Regions from separate parts of the Homo sapiens genome. Here region 1 is linked to region 2. Evidence: chromatin contacts called from ENCODE Hi-C data. All regions are on one chromosome and are shown on one strand. Each heading gives the region's core, a stretch centred on a gene start or an enhancer-like site at or near the end of the contact. The rest is flanking DNA. Distances are from core to core; before and after follow the strand shown. Region 1 overlaps LOC107987046 (a long non-coding RNA gene). Region 2 holds the start of IL33 (interleukin 33).

Evidence for each region. A loop is a pair of places that touch in the nucleus more often than their neighbours do. Pooled maps may share reads with other maps.
Region 1: a loop to region 2 is called in a map of PC-9, with 2.0 times the contacts of the local background. The contact joins the enhancer-like site here to the promoter of IL33 in region 2. A Hi-C loop is called at or near these places in 3 of 168 maps with a recorded cell type or tissue (Calu3, PC-9 and mammary epithelial cell) and 2 of 50 pooled maps.

The regions. Positions count from the first base shown.
Region 1 is chr9:6,301,158-6,305,577 of GRCh38, forward strand. All of the region lies in intron 1 of LOC107987046 (a long non-coding RNA gene), which reads right to left. Among named protein-coding and RNA genes, the nearest start is that of TPD52L3, 25 kb to the right of the region's middle. Within about 2 kb of position 1,419, at least 2 of the 41 ENCODE cell types and tissues checked have a DNase peak (open chromatin) inside an H3K27ac peak, as active enhancers do; they include PC-9, where a contact is called at or near this core.
Region 2 is chr9:6,212,738-6,217,680 of GRCh38, forward strand. It overlaps IL33 (interleukin 33), which reads left to right and starts at 3,070. Exons shown (of 8, transcript NM_033439.4): 1 at 3,070-3,115.

The sequences.
Region 1 (4,420 bases), core at 169-2,668, 87 kb after region 2:
GTGTATACCATGAATATGCAGCCATAAAAAATGATGAGTTCATGTCCTTTGTAGGGACATGGATGAAGCTGGAAACCATCATTCTCAGCAAACTATCACAAGGACAAAAAACTAAACACCGCATGTTCTCACTCATAGGTGGGAATTGAACAATGAGAACACATGAACACAGGAAGGGGAACATCACACACTGGGGACTGGTGTGGGGTGAGGGGATGGGGGAGGGATAGCATTAGGAGATATACCTAATGCTAAATGATGAGTTGATGGGTGCAGCACACCAACATGGCACATGTATACATATGTAACAAACCTGCACGCTGTGCACATGTACCCTAGAACTTAAAGTATAATAATAATAAAATTAAAAAAAGAAAAAAAGAATCTGCTGCTCGGCATCCCAAAGCACAATGGTTTAGAAGCCAAGTGTGTCTGACCCCTCCAGTATTTGACTGTTTGCTTGGGGTTTATTGTTTTGCATAATACAACAACCTAAAATGTCTCCAATATTTTCTTTCTTTAGAATATGAAACATGACTCTCCTCCCCTTCCCCGTCTCCCTGTTTCCCCCTAGAGTTTTCTTTCTTTCTTTTAAAAAACATAGAAATATAGCTTCTATCTGGAGCATAAATAAAGACGAGTAAGATTCAATTCTTTTAACGATGTGGATAAAATTAGGTTTTCTTAAGGGCACTCTTAAATATGTGAGCTACATGGAGAAAATATTCACCCTGACACTGCTGCCTTCACTAGAAAAGCTGTTATAATTTGATGGATGGTAAATGAACAATTCCTACAACTGCTGCTCTATTCATTAATTACTGAAGTAGGCTCAGCTATGAGAGAAAGGTAGTCCTCTCAGGCATTAGCCTGCTACCATTGCAGAAACAACTGACCACACCCTCCACGTGGCCTTTGTGTTCTCATTTTACCAGGGTGTAAGTCAGCTTCAAAAGGAAGATGGAGTACGTATGCAAGTTAGAGACTGACAAACTGATCTCAAAGTCAGTCTTGAAATTGCCTTTAAAAATCTTTTCATGTATACTCCCACTCTAGACTTGCCAAAATGCAGAGATTCAATTCAGCAAATTATTCCTCTTTTATAGCCAGTTGTTGACGCTGTACTCTTTATCCCTAAATGCTTGTGAATTATTTTTAAAGTGGAAGGAAAAAGAAGGAACATAATAAACCATGTTAACATTTCTTGAGTTTAAGAAACAATTTATTTTGAATTTTCCTGTTAGATGAAATGGCAGACACTGTTCATGAACTATATAACAGTTGGGATAGTCATAACATCCTTCCTCCTTGTTCATGAACAGGGAGGCTTATACCTGTCAATAAACATTTGAGTTGGTTTCCATTTCTTGCTATTACAAACTGCACTGCTATGAACATTCCTGCACTTCCTTCACATGTCTCTCAGTGCAAATGTGCAAGTGTTTCTCTAGGGGGTGGGACTGCTGAATCATGGTTGGTATAAGCATTTTTATGCCACATTTTTTTCAAAGTGGTTATACCAGTTTATATGCTCACTCAAAGTATATGTGTTCCTCTTGCTTCATCTTCTCACCAACACTATTTATTGTTAGATTTAATTTTTGCCAGTCTCATGGGTGGGGTAACATGGTATTATGTTATGGTTTTAATTTGCATTTCCTTAATTACTAATGAGGTAGAATATTTTAATAGGTTAATTGGCTATTCTGCTTTCCTCTACTATGAAATGCCTATTCAAGGTTTTGCCCATTTTCTATTGACTCTTAGAAAAAGATATATAAAAGTTATGTGTATATCCTGGGTACTGACCTTTTGTCAGTTACATCAACTGTAAATGTCTTTTCCCAGTTTGTGCCTGTGTTTTCATTCTCTTTGCTGTATTTTGGTAAATAAAAATTCTTAATAGAGTTGAATTTATGAATCTTTTCCTTTATGGTTTGTCCTTTTTTCTCTTATTTAAGAAATTCTCTCCTACTTCAAGTCATTAAGACATTTTTCTATATCATTGCTAACAATTTCATAATTTTGTCTTTCACATTTAAATCTTAATGTACCTACAAGGGGTGCAGTGGCTCACGTCTGTAATACCATCACTTCAGGAGGCTGAGGCAGGTGGATCACTTGAGGTCAGGAGTTTGAGACCAGCCTGGCCAACATGGTGAAACCCCATCTCTACTAAAAATACAAAAGTTAGCCAGGCGTGGTGGCAGGTGCCTGTAATTCCAGCTACTCGGGAGGCTGAGGCAGGAGAATCGCTTGAACCCAGGAGGCAGAGGTTACAGTGAGCTGAGAGTGCGCCACTTCACTCTAGCCTGGGCAACAGAACAAGACTCAGTCTCAAAAAATGTTTTTTAATTAAAAAAATAAATCAATGCACCTAGAATTCATTTTTATCACATGGATGGATAGTCAACTTCCTTGGCATCATTTATTCAAACATCTACTCTTTCTCCACTGATTTGCTTTAAGTTTCCATATATGCAAAGATCTATTTCTTACTCTCTATTCTATTCCATTAATCTATTTGTCTATCTTTGAACACGTAGCTTTATAAATCCTAATACCCAGGATTCCAGTATAGCAAGCCTCCCAACCTGTATTTCTTCAAAAATGGCTTGTCCATTCTTGATATTTTGCATTTACATATGAATTTTAAAATTAGCTCTTAGGGCTTAAATACACAATTGAGACTTTGATCAGAATTGCATTGAATTTCATGCTCCTGTGACACTAGCATGAGTCCTTCCCCCAGTTCTACAATTAAGACTCCTAACAATTCATTTATCCAGCCAAAAAAATACTTACAAGAGCCTAGGATATGGCAAAAATTATAGTGAACAACATGGATACAACGGTGCAGAAAACAGAATTAGTCCCTGCATTTGTCAAGGCTTCAGAGAAGTGGAAGTTGTGGGAGAGGGACAGAGGGAAGAATAGTAGTGTACTAATTATTTTTCCATTTGTTTTCATTCCATTTTTCATTTGTAAGGTAGGTTAATCATTTTGAAGTCCCCTAGCTTACCTAACCTTTTACTTTGTGTACTAGTCAGGGGTCTCCAGAGAAACAGAACCAACAAGATGTGATAGAGAGAAAGGGAGGGTTATTTTAAGAAATTGGCTCATGTGATTATGGAGGCTTAGTGAGTCCAAAATTGGATGAGATAGACTAGCAGGCTGGAGACTTAGGTAAGAATTGCAATTAGAGACCAAAGGCAGTCTGCTGGCAGAGTTCCTTCTTGCTCAATCAGTCTTTGTTCTATTAGAGCCTTCAACTGATTGGATGAGGCCCACCCCCATTATGGAGGGCAATTTGCTTAACTCAAACTCCACCAATTTAAATGTTAATCTTATTGAAAAACACCCTCACAGAAACATCTAGAATAATATTTGACCAAATATCTGGGCTTTGTGGCCCAGCCAAATTGACACATAAATTTAACCATCTTTTTTTTTTTTTTTTTTAGACAAAGTCTTGCTCTGTTCCTAGCCTGGAGAGCAGTAGCACACTCATGACTCACTGCAGCCTTGACCTCCCAGGCTCAAGCAATCCTCCCTCCTCAGTCTCCCTAGTAGCTGGGACTACAGACATGCACCACCATGCCTGGCTAATTTTTGTATTTTTTGTAGAGACAGGGTTTCACTATGTTGCCGAGGCTGGTCTTGAACTCCTGAGCTCAAGGGATCCACCTGCCTTGGCTTCCCAAAGTGCTGGGATTACAGGCATGAGCCACTGCGCCTGGCCAAACTATCACATGTTTTATCCTTTCCTCTTTCCTATGTCCTTGAATCCACTTTTCTTTCTTGTACAAAAGGAGAACTTGAGTAGGAGGAGGGAAAAAGGGATAAAAGGAGTATGTGTCAAGGACAACCCATCTGACTCCTTCTTTTTCTTCAGGTTTAAGCTGTGAAGAAGGGTTCAACTCTTCAGCCTACCTGACTGACGCTGAAGCCCCTGCAAGTAGCATTGTGTTCATATTCGCCTCCCTCAAAAGCTCCTAGTACATGCATAGTTTATGCTGCCAACCTTGCTATAACTAAAGAAAACAAATCTTATAAAGTAGAGTGTTTCTTAGGAGATGATAAATATAAAGTTGTTTGGAGTTTTTGTTTGCTTATTTCAAATCTGAAAGGGCCCACATAGATTTTCTATACTAAAAGAAATTTAGTTTTCAACCTGGAATAATAGAAATAATAGAAACTAATTATTTAAAGTCGTATAAAATCAGAATCTGGAAAAGAAAAATTTGTTGAACACAAAACAAGAGGGCTCTTTGGGGGATATTGGGAACATATGTGTTTGTTTGTTTTTATTTTTATTTATTTAGTTATTTTTTATTTTGAGACAGAGTCTTGCTCTGTCACCCAGGCTGGAGTGCAGTGGTGCAATCTTGGCTCACTGCAACCTCCGCCTCCTGGGTTA
Region 2 (4,943 bases), core at 1,820-4,319:
TCATACTTTTGATTCTTCAATTCTGCTTATATTCAGGCCTACCATTTGGGTTCACCTTCCTCCATGTGAAGTATACCCTTTAAATTTTCATTTTTTAAGGTCTGTTGGTAGCAAAACATCAATTTGAACTTTCTTCCTTTGGGAATAAAATTGTGCAACCAGATCAAGTATATGTCTATGAGTCAGCAAAATTTTAGACAGTCACCCATATACCTTGCATCTACCCTGAAAGGAGGAAGTTAATAAGGCAGATTTGGGATTTGGGAAGTAGTGGGGTTAGGGATGAAGAACTATAAAAGTCACAAAACCTGGGGTAACCATATCTCAGTGTTTTCCTATTATTCTGGTCAAATGATTAATAACATTCTTTTCATTCTCAAAAATTTATGATTCAGATAACAAATTATACGATTACTAGAATAAAGTCTGTATGACCTAACCCTTAGTCGTCCTGCCTTCTAGAGCCATGCTTTCATCTTCATTCAACTAGCTACTTGAATAGCATGGAGTAACTTGTGGCAGTCCAATATTACCATTGAGTACAACCAGAAAGGCAGATCAGGAGAGAGCTGCTGAAGCACGAAGGATGAGGGGCTAAGATTCCATGGAGAGATTAGCTAACAGTAGTTAGCTACTTTTTAATAGTTACGAGAGCATTGGCCAAGGCAGGGAATCTGTATTTTACCAAGGTAGGAGGTCACTGCCAGGAGACAGAGAAATCACTGTTGATCGGTGTTGTGGGAATGAAGAGACAAAATTGGAAATTGGAAGGGCCAGGCCCCCAGCAAGAAGAGAGGGCTGGAGAACTGAACCTACATATAATGAGTTTCCTCTTCAAAACACTTGCCGAATTACGCAGCTGCATGGGGGCAAAGGCAAAAAAAAAAAAAAAAAAAAAAAAAATCAGCCTCTTAAAAGCAGAGCTGTGGTTTTAGCAGCCTTTTTGGTTTTGTTCTTGTTTCATAAAAAGTCAAGAGTTATAGTTCATGACTGCTGGGAGAAAATTGAATAATTTTTAGAAATTGTTTCATCCAGGCCAGACACAGTGGCTCACGCCTGTAATCCCAGCACTTTGGGAGGCCAAGGGGGGCAGATCACGAGGTCAGGAGATCGAGACCATCCTGGCTAACACAGTGAAACCCCGTCTCTACTACAAAATACAAAAAATTAGCCGGGCATGGTGGCGGGCGCCTGTAGTCCCAGCTACTCAGGAGGCTGAGGCAGGAGAATAGTGTGAACCTGGGAGGCGGAGCTTGAAGTGAGCTGAGATCACGCCACTGCACTCCAGCCTGGGCGACGGAGCGAGACTCCATCTCAAAATAAATAAATAAATAAATAAATAATTGTTTTATCCAAAAAAGAGCATAAGCCAGGGGGACAAAATAGCAGAGAAAAAAAGTAAGATAGTAGAAGCAAATTCAAATATATCAATAATTACAATAGATGTTCCAGTTCAAAGACAAATTATTGTCAAACTGGGAAAAAAAACCAGTATACTACTTATATGTGACACATCTTTAATGTAAGGACACAGAAAGTTTGAAAGAAAAAAGATGAAAAGAGATACACTATGTGAATACTAACCAAAAGAATGTTTGCAAAGCTCTGCTAATGGAGAAAGCAGACAAATGGACAAAGCAGACTTTAAGGCATGAAGCATAATTAGAGATAAAAAGAGAAATTTTTGAAATAATGAAGGAGGGTTCAATATACATAATAAAGATACATTATTCATCCTTTGTAATTTCCTCAGTATTTGCAAGAATTCCCAGAGTAGAGTATGCTAATATTCCCTTGGCTGTTACTTGTCACCCCTCCCTCCTATTTATTGCACACAGCTCAATTCCTGATTCATTCTTGTCATGTTGGCATCCTGTCCGCTTGCTTCACTGCTTTATCCAAAGGGCAGACATAGCCATCTTTCTTCATTACTCACAAATGCAACACTATGGCTTGTAGCAGATGATTGCTCAGGTTTGGGGATGATTAAAGGGGATTACTGCACAGAAAATGAAACAACTTTAAACAAGATAACAGAGTTCCTTAGTTGTTTTTTCCAAAGGGGACTCCATCATAGTCACATTTTCCCAAGCCTGGTCAGCCATCTGTTGCTGTCTCATTTTCTCTTTCCCCTGGATTCCAGAACCCTAACATTCTATCCTTCAACATGCCATGAGAAAAACTAAAAAATTCCTATTTCATTTTACAGTAAACTTTTTTCTGCTGCCCCTTTGTTTCAAGGTCACCCTTCTAATCTTGTAGATTGAATGGATGTAGAGGCTTGCTAGGGTAACAGTCCATCACAATATCCTTCTAAGTACAGCAGCAGTCTTCCTTCCAATGTGTGATCTTAGGATGTGGAATCAGTCCAAGTCTTAAAAGAGCATTACTTCATCCCTTTATTTTCTGCTACAGATGCCAAACGAGATGGAGAGAGGGTGAGTAGGAGCAAAATTTCTCATGAGGTAAGAAGAACAACTTCTCATGGGATCTATAGTACAGGATTTGCTTTTGTGATAAAGTATTATCTTCTGCGAGATTTTTGAGATGAATAGAAAGAAAAGATGAACAGTGGGGAGCAGGAAAGCCCGTCAGATATGTTGGAATACAGAGTATTTCAGAGCTTTTATTTGCAGACGAGCTGCTTATTACTGATAGGCCAAAGGGGGTCGCAAATTTCTATTATAAAGGAATTTGGAAGAATACACTGATCTCTTAATGAAGTTTGTAAATTAAGAAGCCAACGGCCAAAAGTGAATATATAAATGGCAACAGAATTTCAAAATGGACAGTGCTGAAGTTGAAGTTTAGGAGTTCAACTCCAAAGAGAGCCAAAACATAAAGTTTAGGGGCAGAAGAAGAATCATAATTGCTGGTTTAAAATATTCAGATGGAGGGAGGACGCAGAAAGTAGTGAGCCTTAGATGTTGACAGAATTGTAACTCTGTTGGCTCTTTACATGAGATTTCAAGCCTGCTAAAATCTCACCCGCCCAGATCTCCCTTCTAAGGCAATTTGGGTCTCTGCCAAACTTTGGCTAATAAAAAGAGTCTACAGACTCCTCCGAACACAGAGCTGCAGCTCTTCAGGGAAGAAATCAAAACAAGATCACAAGGTAAGACTGAATATTCTGGGAGATTTTTAGTCAGATTTTGCAAAGTTAAACCTTGGGAACCATGGAGAACTGTGTTTTTTTTTTTTTCCTGAAAAATAAATGATAAGGCCAATTTGTTATTATTGCTAATAGCAGTAAAAGTCAATGACAATAGCTGTTACTAACTTATAATTCCATTTGCTTTCCTTTGGGTGATTTGTAAAATTAATAAATTGCTGAAAGAGATTGTAATAGTTTTTATAGTAAATTCTGCCCCCTCCATGAAACTTTATTTTATTTTATTTTATGTTTTTTAAGAGATGGGATCTTGCTCTGTAGCGCAGGCTGGAGCACAGTGGCGTGATCCTAGCTCACTGCAGCCTCCAATTCCTGGGCTCAAGCAATCATCCCATCTCAGCTTCCCAAGCAGCTGGAACTACAGGCACACGCCACTATGCCTGGGTAATTTTTTTAGTTTATGTAGAGATAGGGTCTTTGCTTTGTTGCCAGGCTGGAAACTTTATAAAGCAAGTTGATAATTCTACTTCTAACTCCTAATGCTTACTCAAGACAAACATGCTTGCAATTGTTTACAAGTGGTTTTCAGTAAAAGGGGGACATCACTAAGTGTGGTGGTTCAAGCCTGTAATCCCAACACTTTGGGAGGCCGAGGTGGGTGAATCGCCTGAGGTCAGGAGTTTGCAGCCAGCCTGGCCAAGAGGATGAAACCCTGTCTCTACTAAAAATACAAAAACAAACAAACAAAACTAGCTGGGTGTGGTGGTGGGCACCTGTAATCCCAGCTACTCGGGAGGCTAAGGCAGGAGAATCGCTTGAACCCAGGAGGTGGAGGTTGCAGTGAGGCAAGATCATGCCATTACACTCCAGCCTGGGTAACAAGAGCTAAATGTCATCTCCAAAAAAAATGATGGAAACTTTGAATAAAAAATAGCTTCACAAAGAGGATTAGAGATGCACTAAATGAAGTAGTTTGGAATTGTTCTTTAGTTCTTTTTTCTTAATGGGACCTGACCCTGGACTTTAATCTCTGATCTGCACAGACAAAACCAATTCACTGAAACCATGGCATGGCAGTGAAGAGTTTAATTGACACAGGGCCAGCCAGCCATGCCACAGAGGATTCAAAGTTATTATTCAAATCTCCCCAAAAATTTGGAGGCTAGGGTTTTTCAAGGTTAGTTTGATGGGCAAAGGGCTTAGGGGAATAGGTGCTGCTGATTGGTTGGGAATAAAATCACAGGCATGTGAAAAATGGTCCTCGTGTATGCACTGAGTCTATTTCTGGGTGGGAGCCACAGAGTAGTCACTGGTCATCAGAAATGCAAAAGCCTGAACAGACATCTCTGAAGGTCAATCTTAGCTTATACAATAGTGATGTTATTTACAGTAGTCACTGGGGAAGTTGCAAATCTTGTGACCTCCAGAATCATGGCTAGTAATCATTTTACTATGCCTACATCTTAGCAGAATTCAGGACCCTCTCAAACTCCTAACTTGGTGGTCTTTCATTATTTTTACCAAGGTGGTTTACTTTTGGTGAAGGGTTATTATCATTTAAACCATACCCTAAATTTCTCCCAAAGTTAGCTTGGCCCAAGCCCAGGAATGACCAAAGGCAATATGGAAGTTAAAAGCATGATGGGGGTTGGTTATGTCAGATCTCCTTCACTGTCATAATTTTCTCACTGTTATTTCTCACTGTCAGTTTCAAATACAAGAATTGAGAGGTACCACCCCCTCAAAAATAAACTTTTGTGGAAAAACAAGGAATTGATACCCTAAGTGGAGAAATTCAAAAGCTCATCAGTTTTGCTACTATTCTTCATTT